Regions from separate parts of the Mus musculus genome. Here region 2 is linked to region 1. A link is a contact called in ENCODE Hi-C or POLR2A ChIA-PET data. All regions are on one chromosome and are shown on one strand. The core of a region is the stretch at or near the end of the contact, and the rest is flanking DNA. Distances in the headings are between cores, read along the strand shown.

Evidence for each region. A loop is a pair of places that touch in the nucleus more often than their neighbours do. ChIA-PET counts read pairs that join two places held with the same protein, here RNA polymerase II (POLR2A).
Region 2: a loop to region 1 is called in a map of left cerebral cortex, with 7 times the contacts of the local background. The contact joins the promoter of Fbxl19 here to the promoter of Bcl7c in region 1. A Hi-C loop is called at or near these places in 10 of 37 maps with a recorded cell type or tissue (adrenal gland, gastrocnemius, heart and 2 more). POLR2A ChIA-PET finds 5 or more read pairs at or near these places in 4 of 5 experiments (Patski and embryonic stem cell).

Annotation. Positions count from the first base shown.
Region 1 is chr7:127,706,554-127,711,205 of GRCm38, forward strand. It overlaps Bcl7c (B cell CLL/lymphoma 7C), which reads right to left and starts at 2,213. Exons shown (of 6, transcript NM_009746.2): 1 at 1,883-2,213; 2 at 1,327-1,405; 3 at 880-988; 4 at 623-784. The coding sequence starts at 1,974. Mir762 (microRNA 762) reads left to right here and starts at 1,934; the gene lies at 1,934-2,009.
Region 2 is chr7:127,744,960-127,749,611 of GRCm38, forward strand. It overlaps Fbxl19 (F-box and leucine-rich repeat protein 19), which reads left to right and starts at 1,816. Exons shown (of 11, transcript NM_172748.2): 1 at 1,816-2,178; 2 at 3,291-3,491. The coding sequence starts at 3,315.

The DNA of each region.
Region 1 (4,652 bases), core at 963-3,462:
GGCACGCCTGGGAAGTGGTACTGACCAGACAAGGGGTGGACTATTTGAAGACAGAGGAGCTGAAGAAGGCTCAGGCCCAAGGTGTTGCTCACTGGCTCTTAAGTCTGGGCATCTTTCTCTGGATGTTGGTCTCCTCGTGTACAGAGAGGACTCATGATAGAATCATTGGTCCCAAAAGATGACAGTGAAGATTAAATGCGAAAACAAACAACAGAACTTCGGAGTGCTCAGAGGAACGACTCACAGACAAGCGGTTCTGTTAGCTGTTAATCTACTGCTATTAATCCCTATGATTATTGGAATTATTTATTCCCTGAACATCTATTACGCATCCCACATGATCAAGATCGGTATGGCTGACAGGAGATGATAACAGAAAAAGACAATAAGCAAGCAAAGAAATAAATCTGCAAAAAAAAAAAAAAAAAGTCAGCTGGTGATATGCTCCCTACAGATCTAAGAAGCCGGAGGATTGAGGCACAGCTGGAGGTGATCTCTGCCAGGGTCAGGGAAGATTCCCTGAGGGAGGCGGGACCGGGTGAGAGGACATAATATAAGAAACAAGGACAGGATGGTGGGTTCAACTTTGATGAGAGGGCTCCTGAGAGCCACAGGGCCCTACCTCTCTCCTGACCCAATTGTGGGGGCTGAGTATCTTCAGTAATCACTTCTGGGGGTCCAGTTGGTGATCCAGGGCGGCTGGGCTGGGGCGTCCCCCCAGGGCTGGGCTCAGCACCCTTTTGCAATGAACCTTCAGAATGGAAACTCTGGTTGCTGTTCTCATCTGATGAAGCAAAAGCCGCGCGTTAATTAGCCAGAGATCCCCAGGGGATTCCTTCAGTCCCCCCCACCCAACTCCATTCCAGAATCTCTACATACCATTGAGATCCAGTAGGATGAGGGGGCCTCCCCCTCTGGGACTGGTGCCCCTACCACGTCTCTCCCGGCCACGGGATCTCTCTGCCCCGCCTCCTGCCCGCCGCCTCTCCTGGGGGTTAGAGAGGTAAGATCAGAGCTAGTTGTCTAGGGAGCTCTTACAAAGCCCTTCAATACGAATAAGGAAACCTAGGCTCAGAGAAGCGAAAGGTGCTGCATCAGGTTGTGTAGATTGAGTTAGGCCTTGAACTTGGAGAAAGTGTGTGTGTGTGTGTGTGTGTGTGTGTGTGTGTGTGTGTAAGTGCGCTCGCGCCCCCTAATAATCGTTACCATCTGCCTGGGCTCCACACTGGAGTCTCCAAGCCGACTGAAGGTGGAGGCCAAGGCTGGGAGGGAAATTGCTTGAGGCTGCACAGATGCAAGGCCTGTTGGGGGTTGGGGCTTGCTCACCTCCTCCTGGGGATCCACCACAGGCACCCACTTGAAGATTCGAAGGGAAGTGTCTCCCACAGTCACCCAGCGCTTCTCCCTGTGGGAGGTCAGGAGACTGGATCAGGGAGGCCCAAGGATGAGCCCCACAGACTGGAGGTCAGGGAGGTGTGCTAGGGTAGGGACAGCTTCGCTAACACTGGCACAGAAGCAGAAAGAGCCCTCAAACCCCAGGGCAAAGCAGAAACGGATATAACTTGGAGCTGCGGTTTTGCAGACACCTGGGGCACTCAGCAGGGCGCCACCAAGGCCTGGCCAGGGACTCTGGCAATGAAGACCCGGGGCCAAGCTTGCTAGAGTGTCAAAAGCTTCAGGGGGCGGGGCATAGATGAGGGCTCCCGCTCAGGGAAAGCACCACTCCGGACCACGCTTTGTAGACCTCTGGGAATTGCCGGGGAAAGGGGGCGCCCTGTCGATTCAGAGCACAGCTGGTGGGCGGGGGCAGCGGGCCAGGAAAGGGCGGACGCGTTTGGAGGAGGTGGCTTGGCTGTATCCCTGGCCCGGGGGCAGCGCTCACCATCTCCGGACCTTCTCGATGGTCGCCATCACCTTCTTGATGTCATCTTTGGCCCGGCTCCGGGTCTCGGCCCGCACGGTCCGGCCGGCCATGCTGGCGGGGCTGGGGCCGGGACAGAGCCCGTGGCGGGGCGGCCTGTGGTCCGGCGATCTCAGGCTGAGCGCCAGGCCCCAGCGCCGCTCTTTCGGCCTGCCGTCCCTCCGGGAGTTGGCCGCGCCCTCCCTCGCTCCCCAACGCCTCCGCGCGTCCCCGCCTGGCTTCCTAAGACCGCGCCCCGCCCCGGCCCGTCCCCGGAGCGGCCCGGGCGGCGCGGGCTGCTAGAGCCCCGGCCTGGAAGCCCGGCCAGCCCCGCCCCGGCCCGGGCCCGCCCCTCGGGGCGCACGGACGCACAGCGCCCTCTGCCAGCCACGGAGAGGGAGAGCTGGGGGGCAGCTGTGCGGCTGGACGCGCGCGGCCCGAGCGAGGCGGTGCGTTCCGGCCACGTGGGCTCAGGGGTGCGCGAGAGGGACTGTCCTGGTGTGCGTCCGCGGCGGGTGGGCGTCCCTGAAATGCTCTGTGCGCGCGTCTGCCCTCTCCAGGCTGTTTGATTCTACGCTGCCCAACTTAATTTGTTCATTCATTCATTGAACAGTCCCATGAACAGTGCCAAGTACGCGCCAGACGCTGCGAGTGGAGAGCGGGCCTCCTCAGCCAGAATGGCGGGAATGAGAAAGACCATGTAGATGGGGTAGCAGAGCAACTTGGCATTCCTTGAATCAGGTTGTGTAATTGGTAGAGATACTTTGGAAAACTGATAGTCTTCCAGTGAAAAACTTATACCAACCCCGTTTTCCAACACTTTCCACTCCCAAGCTATCAACACTCAACAGAAGAAATGTGTGCTTGCCTAGTTTTTTGTCAGCCTGACATAAACTAGGTCAGCTGGGATGAGGGAACCTTGGTGGAGAAAGGGCCTCAATCAAGATGCCCTATGGGTAAGTCTGTGGGGCCATTTTCTTGATGGTAGTTGATGTGGCAGAGCCCACACCACTGAGGGCAGTGCCACCTCTGAACACTCTAAGAAAGCAGGCTGGACAAGCTTTGGGGAGTAAGTCAGCAAGCAGTATTCCTCCAAGGTCTCTGTTTCAGTCCCTGCCTCCAGGTTCCTGCTTTAAGTTCCTTCCCTGACTTCATAACGGACTATCACTGCAAGCTGAACTACATTCTTCCCTCCACGAGGTGCTTTTGGTCATGGTGTTTATTACATCACTAGAAACCTCACTAGGACAAAATGTGGTGTCTGTATGAACACCAAGATATGAATACTGGAAAGTTTGGGACTCTTTTCACAGTAGCAACAACCTGGAAACAACACAAAGAATGGAATGGAAGGGGCTGGCGAGATGGCTTAGTGGGTAAGAGCACTGACTGCTCTTCCAAAGGTCCTGAGTTCAAATCCCAGCAACCACATGGTGGCTCACAATCACCCATAATGAGATCTGACGGCCTCTTTTGTTGTGTCTGAAGACAGCTATAACAATAAATCTTTATAAAAAAAAAAAAAGAATGGAATGGAAAAGCAATTACAACCTATTTCTACCATGGACACGGACAGAACAGCCAGAATCACCAGAGTCCAGCTATGTGCAACAGTGAAGAGAGATCTTGGATGAAAGAAGTCAGATGTGACAGCATGCATTAGAATAATAATTAGAATAATTAGAATTATATACATACATACCTACATATAATTCTATATATAACAGAAAACAAATACATTTTGGGGGGGGGGTCTGGACAGTGATCACTATTGGGACTACCAAGCAAAAGAAGGGGTTTCTGGGACCCGCTTGTCACACTGGTCTTAAGTCTGTCAAGATGTACATTTAATACTTGTGTAATATTTCTTGTGTCTATTATAGTTCAGCTAAAGGTTTACTTAAAATGGATGCTGTCAAGATGTCTCAGTGAATAAGGCATTTGCCACAAAGCCTGATGACCCAAGCTCAAAAATTGGGAGCCCATGTGATAGAAGAGGGAACCCACTCCTGACAGCTCTCAGACCTCCACACCTCTTACACATCATACACAGGCAAAATAAATGAGAGACGTTTTGGTTTTTCCTTTAAAAGAAAAAAGGCCAGATGTGGTGGCTCACACTTTAATCCCAGCACCCAGGAGGCAGAGGCAGACAGATCTCTACATGTTTGAGGTCAGCCTGGTCCAATAATGAGATACATAGTAAGACCCAATCTCAAGAAGAAAGAAAGAAAGCGGGGGCTGGAGACGACGACGTGGCTTCCTGGTTAAAAGCTCTTACTGCTTTCCCAGAGAATAGTAGTTTGGTTCCCAGCACCCATGTCGCACTGCCTGTAAATCCCCTCCAGGGGAGTCCATGCCTTCTTGTCTCCTCCAGCACCCACTCAGACGCACACATGGCCCCGACACACACTCAAATGAAAGGGAAGAAGATGAGAGTGTCTCGCATGATTTTTATTTGAAGCTGCGCTGTCACTAGATAGGACGAGTCTGCTGTGCTATGTGTGTGAGGGGTGTCTGTGACGTTTTGGTGTGACCATGTCCACCATGACTGGCAGCGTTTCCAAACGGTAAGAAGTAAAATCTCTGCTTGTCACACCTGCGTGACCGTGGGCAAGTCATTTGTCTCATTGCCTCCTCTATTATGGAATGAGTTAATGTGTATATACAAGCATTCAGGATAGTGCTTGGCACACATGAATACCCAATACATACTGCTGGTTAGTGTGTGTGTGTGGCCACTGCTGACATT
Region 2 (4,652 bases), core at 566-3,065, 38 kb after region 1:
ATAAGGAACAACAGCGTGGGTATACTTTTCGGAGAGAACCACGCCTCCCTTGTCGCGACAATATTGGTTATGGTTTGCGTTCTTTTAAAATATGAAATCTTCACGATCCGAAAAGGCGGACATTCTATATTCCCAGGTCACTCCGATGTTTCTCTCTCCCGCACTGATTCCCACAGGTGACATCAATTCTCCGCCACTGGAGAATGAAAACTTGGGACTACATTTCCCTGCAAGCCCTTTAGAAAAGGAGGCCAAGAGCAAAGAGACTTTCCGTTTCCGTCCGCTAGCAATTTGGCGTGTTCACGGTGATACATATTTCAACAGTAGCGTCCTTTCTCTGTACAACTAAAGCAGAGACTACATAACCCACCAGGTACCGGCACCGAGGGGCAAGCGACTAGGTTGCCATCTCTGTAGTAGTCCTCTCCTACACATCCGCCGAGAATAGTATTAGCGGTTGGACTACAAATCCCATAGCATCATGTGCTCCTTCACCCTCCATCTTTGTGGTAGTCCCCGCCCCGCTCACTTCCATTGTCTCGACAGAAGATAAAGAGGGGAGCGAGGAAGACTACAATTCCCGTCTGGCTTTGCATCATCGAGTGCGGGATTTTGATAGTTCAGGCGGGCGAGGAGCTCCAAGTGGTAGAATGAAGCAGCCAGGAAAGGTTAGGTATCCTGCCATCTTTACGGTAGTCTCTTTATCCTCCCGGTTCTGGCATTCTTAAAGGAACATAGGAAGGCTAGAAAACTACTATTCCCATCCCACTTCATAAGATCGACTTATTAGGTGTACGCCCCTCGATCGCCATCTTGCTTGTAGTCCTCGTTTCTTTTCACCTTTCCATTGTTCCTGATGAGTAGAAATGGCAGCGGGAAGGCAGCAGCTGGACTGCGACTCCCGTCAGGTACCACACGCGCGGAGGGTTGTGGACCAGAGGGCGTGTGAGTGCCTGGAAAGGAGGTCGGGTCGGGGGAAAAGGCCATCTTGCTTGTAGTCATTCTTCCCGCTCCTTCTCTATGTCCTGCTACGGGGAGTCTCGGGTCAACTGGACTATAATTCCCGCCATGCTCGGCTTCCAGCGTGGCATCCTTCTCGCCATCGTATTTGTAGTACCGGCTGGCCCTTGTGTCCCACTTTTCCCACGATAGTGCTAGAATTTGGAGAACTACAACTCCCGTCGTGCTTTGCACGCGCTCGTCCTGGAAAGTAAAGGTGGTGAAGGAAGGAGGGAGAAGGGGGCGGGGTTCCTCTGGGAGAAGGAGGGAGTAAAAAGGAGGAGGAGGTGGGAAGAAGGGAGGGAAGAGGGAGGAGAGGAGGAAGGAGGAAGGAGCTGAGGAGGGATGAGAGCGGCGACCTGGGCCCAGGGCCGAAGCAGCGCGAGGCTAGGGGAGTAGGGGTGCTAAGACATCCCAACTGCCCCCACCCCCTTCCTGCCTCTGCCCCATCCTTTCCTTATACCCTCCCATTTTAGGAGTGGATTTATTCAAATTTTATTTAAATCTTTATATCTTGAGGGTCGCGCGTTTGAAGGGGGGAGGGCGGGGGCGCGTGCAGGCTGGGGGGGGCGGGGCCGGAGCAGCTTCCTTCACCCCCCTCTGCGCGCCCTGTCTCTGTAGGTCAGGGGGCCGCAGTACAGGGGCGGACCCAGGGGAGGGGGGCAGGTTGCAGCGACCCCCCCCTCCCCGGGAACCGGCGGTGGGCGGGGTTTGAACCCCGGAAACGGTGGGGGGCCCCTGGTCTTTCCCTGGACCCCTGGGCAGTTGGAGCTGGGAAGGGGCCAGTTAAGGGTCGGGGGCTTTGGGGAAAGGTGGGGGTGGGGAGCTGAGACTCATACCCGGGACTGAGTGGGGCCCGGGCAAAAGCTGAGCACCCTGCGCCCGAGGAGCCCCCGTTGGCCTGGGGGGGCTGAGGGACTGAGCCCCCCAGAGCAGGACCTCCCCCTGGAAGGGCCGCGCCGCAGCCCGTGGGAGGGCCTCGCCCCCGGCGCTCCCCATCTCCACTCGCTGCTGTCCCGGCCTCCGCCGGAGGGAGGGGCCGAGCGCCCTCGGGGGGCCGTGGACCCCGGCGTTCTGAGCGTTCAGCGCCCCGCGCCGCCCGGCCCCCCCGCCGCCGATGGCCGCCGACCCGCCGGGAGCTGCCGAGAAGGGAGAGATGGCTCCCGGGACACGTGTGAGGTGGGTTCATGCGGCTCCTCCTCACCCCCAGACCTGGGCAGCTCCCACTCCCATTCATCCTCAGCCTGGCCTCTCCCTTCCTTCCCCGCCCCCAGCCTCACCCTCCCTTTGCTCCAAACTCCTTCTCCAACCTTCTCTCCTATAACCTCCAACCCCAGGGAAGTGGCCTTCCTTCCCCGACCCTGCTGCCCCTTGCAGACCTCCCCCTCCACCCCGCCTCCAGTCGCCGCCCTCTAGGCCCCTCCCCCGGAGTGCTGGAGGGCCCCATACCCTGTGGATGGTCTGGAAGTCCTTGGAAAGGGAGAAGCCTGGGGGAAGCAGGTCTAAGACTGATTGGGAAGAGACCCCCCCAGGCTTGCTGAGTCCATGTGGGATTTCAGAGGATCTGGTTTCCAGGGGCAGGAGAGCCCCAGGGATTCCAGACAATTAGGGATGAAAAGCAGGCTGGTAAGATGTGAATGGGGGCGGGAAGACCTAAAGCCGAGCCCACCTTGAATTTTGTTGAGATGTTAGGGCAACTTGTAGAATCCTAGGGAGTCTGGGAGATTACCCAGATTGCCTGAGGGATCCTATTGGATAATTTGGAGCCCCCAAGGACTTGTGTGTGGGCTGAGAGGGGACACTAAGCATTTCAGGGGTGTCAGCCCGGGGAAGTGGAGAGCACACACTGGGTCACTAGAAATGGAGTGGGTCTGGCTAGAGTACCAAGGTTTGAAAGGTTTGGATGACTAAGTACCCACGTGAGAGAAGGGAGAGGGGAAAGAGTGTGGTGCATGCCCCTGGAATCTGGAGGTAAATCAGTGAGGGAATGGGGGGTGTGGGTAACAACAGGTATGAGTTGAAGCTCCCTCAGGTAATGCTACAGATCTGAAGCCTTTTCCAGGAACCTGGGCTTGGGATGTTAGAGGAGGGGCCTCAGTGTCCCTCCTTCCAGCAGGCGGGAGGTCTTGAGGGAGTGGCCCTCTGCTCAGGACACACACTAAAAGGCTGACCTTCTCTGAGGGTAGAAACAGAAGCTCTGCCCCCATCAGAGGTGTAGTGAGCTTGCGGCCAGGAGACTCTCAGGCCAGGCTTTGCAGGCCTCTCTGACCTTACCAACCATCTGCCTACAGCCCTCGGCGTTGCTGACGCCCCCAATGTCGTCGAGCAGCCGGGGACCGGGGGCCGGAGCGCGCCGACGCCGAACCCGCTGCCGTCGTTGCCGGGCCTGTGTGCGAACTGAGTGCGGGGACTGCCATTTCTGCCGAGACATGAAGAAGTTCGGGGGGCCCGGGCGCATGAAGCAGTCGTGCCTGCTTCGGCAGTGCACCGCGGTGAGTCTTGAGCCCCATGCCTGGGGTATGTGGAACCTCAGGCCTATTTGCCCAGAGCACCATCAGTAGTAGTACGGGGCCTGAGCATTCTCTGGGTGTCCAGCAGCAGCAGCTTCCCCGGGGTCCCTTAGGGGTGCTGCTCATACACTCACTTCTGCATTTCTTCACTGACTTGCTTAAATGTTTGATTTTTGTCTTTGTCGAAAAGTGGGCTACACAGAAGAGTCAGCCTCAGGTCTGTAGAGAGTTCGGCCCCTGCCGTATGCCCCTGCCCCCAGGTATCTGTGTTCAGGGGACCCAGCTCTACCATGGGAGAAAGCTTTTGCCTTTCTCAGGTCTTTCACACACCTTCAGGTGTCTTGAAATTGAGGCCAGGACCCCCGTCTTGTGACCTTGAGCAAGTCACTCTGAACTTCAAGTACCTTCCCTGTAAAATGTTTCTTTTGCTTCGTAGCAAAGATTAGATAGTAGTGTGCCATGAATGTCCTATTGAAAGGCCCAGCTCCGGAGTTATCTGGGAAACGTAGGTTCTCTTCTGCCTCCCTCATCCTTTCAGCAGCCTGGGGCACCAGGATGGCCTTTCCCCAGCAGCCCGCCTCTCCTCCTCCTCCAGCCACTCTTCCTGGTTGCACTTTCACCCCTCAGCCCTTCCCCTTCCTTTGTCCCCCAGCGCCTTGCCTCACCTCACCTTCTGATACTTTTCCCTTGATCTAGATCCCTGGCTGTCAGCATCCCTGATATGATTCAGTCCTACCATTGTCTTCCCTGAAGTCACATTGTCTGGAGACTTCTGCCTTTACCCTAGGCCTAAAGCAGCTGTGACCTTATATGTTCCACCGACCTTTCCTACTGGGCTCACTGTGGGCTTCCAGATTCACCCTTGGACGGCCCCCTGAACAACCTTAGAATTACCCCCAGACTTGTTACTTCTTTAACTTGTCTGAGCGTTGTCATTTACCTGTGGTCTCTTCCACTCCAAGCCAGTCCCGAGTCCTGTGCTAATGATAATAATGACAGTAGCCGTGTCTCAGCCCCTCATGTGTTGTCTTGTTCTTAACCATGGTCCTGTAAAGGAAAGGTCTGTCACCCCATCTTAGCGACAGAGGAGTGGTGAGGTTAAATCCATCGCCGAAGGCCATCCTGGCAAATTAAGTATCTGGC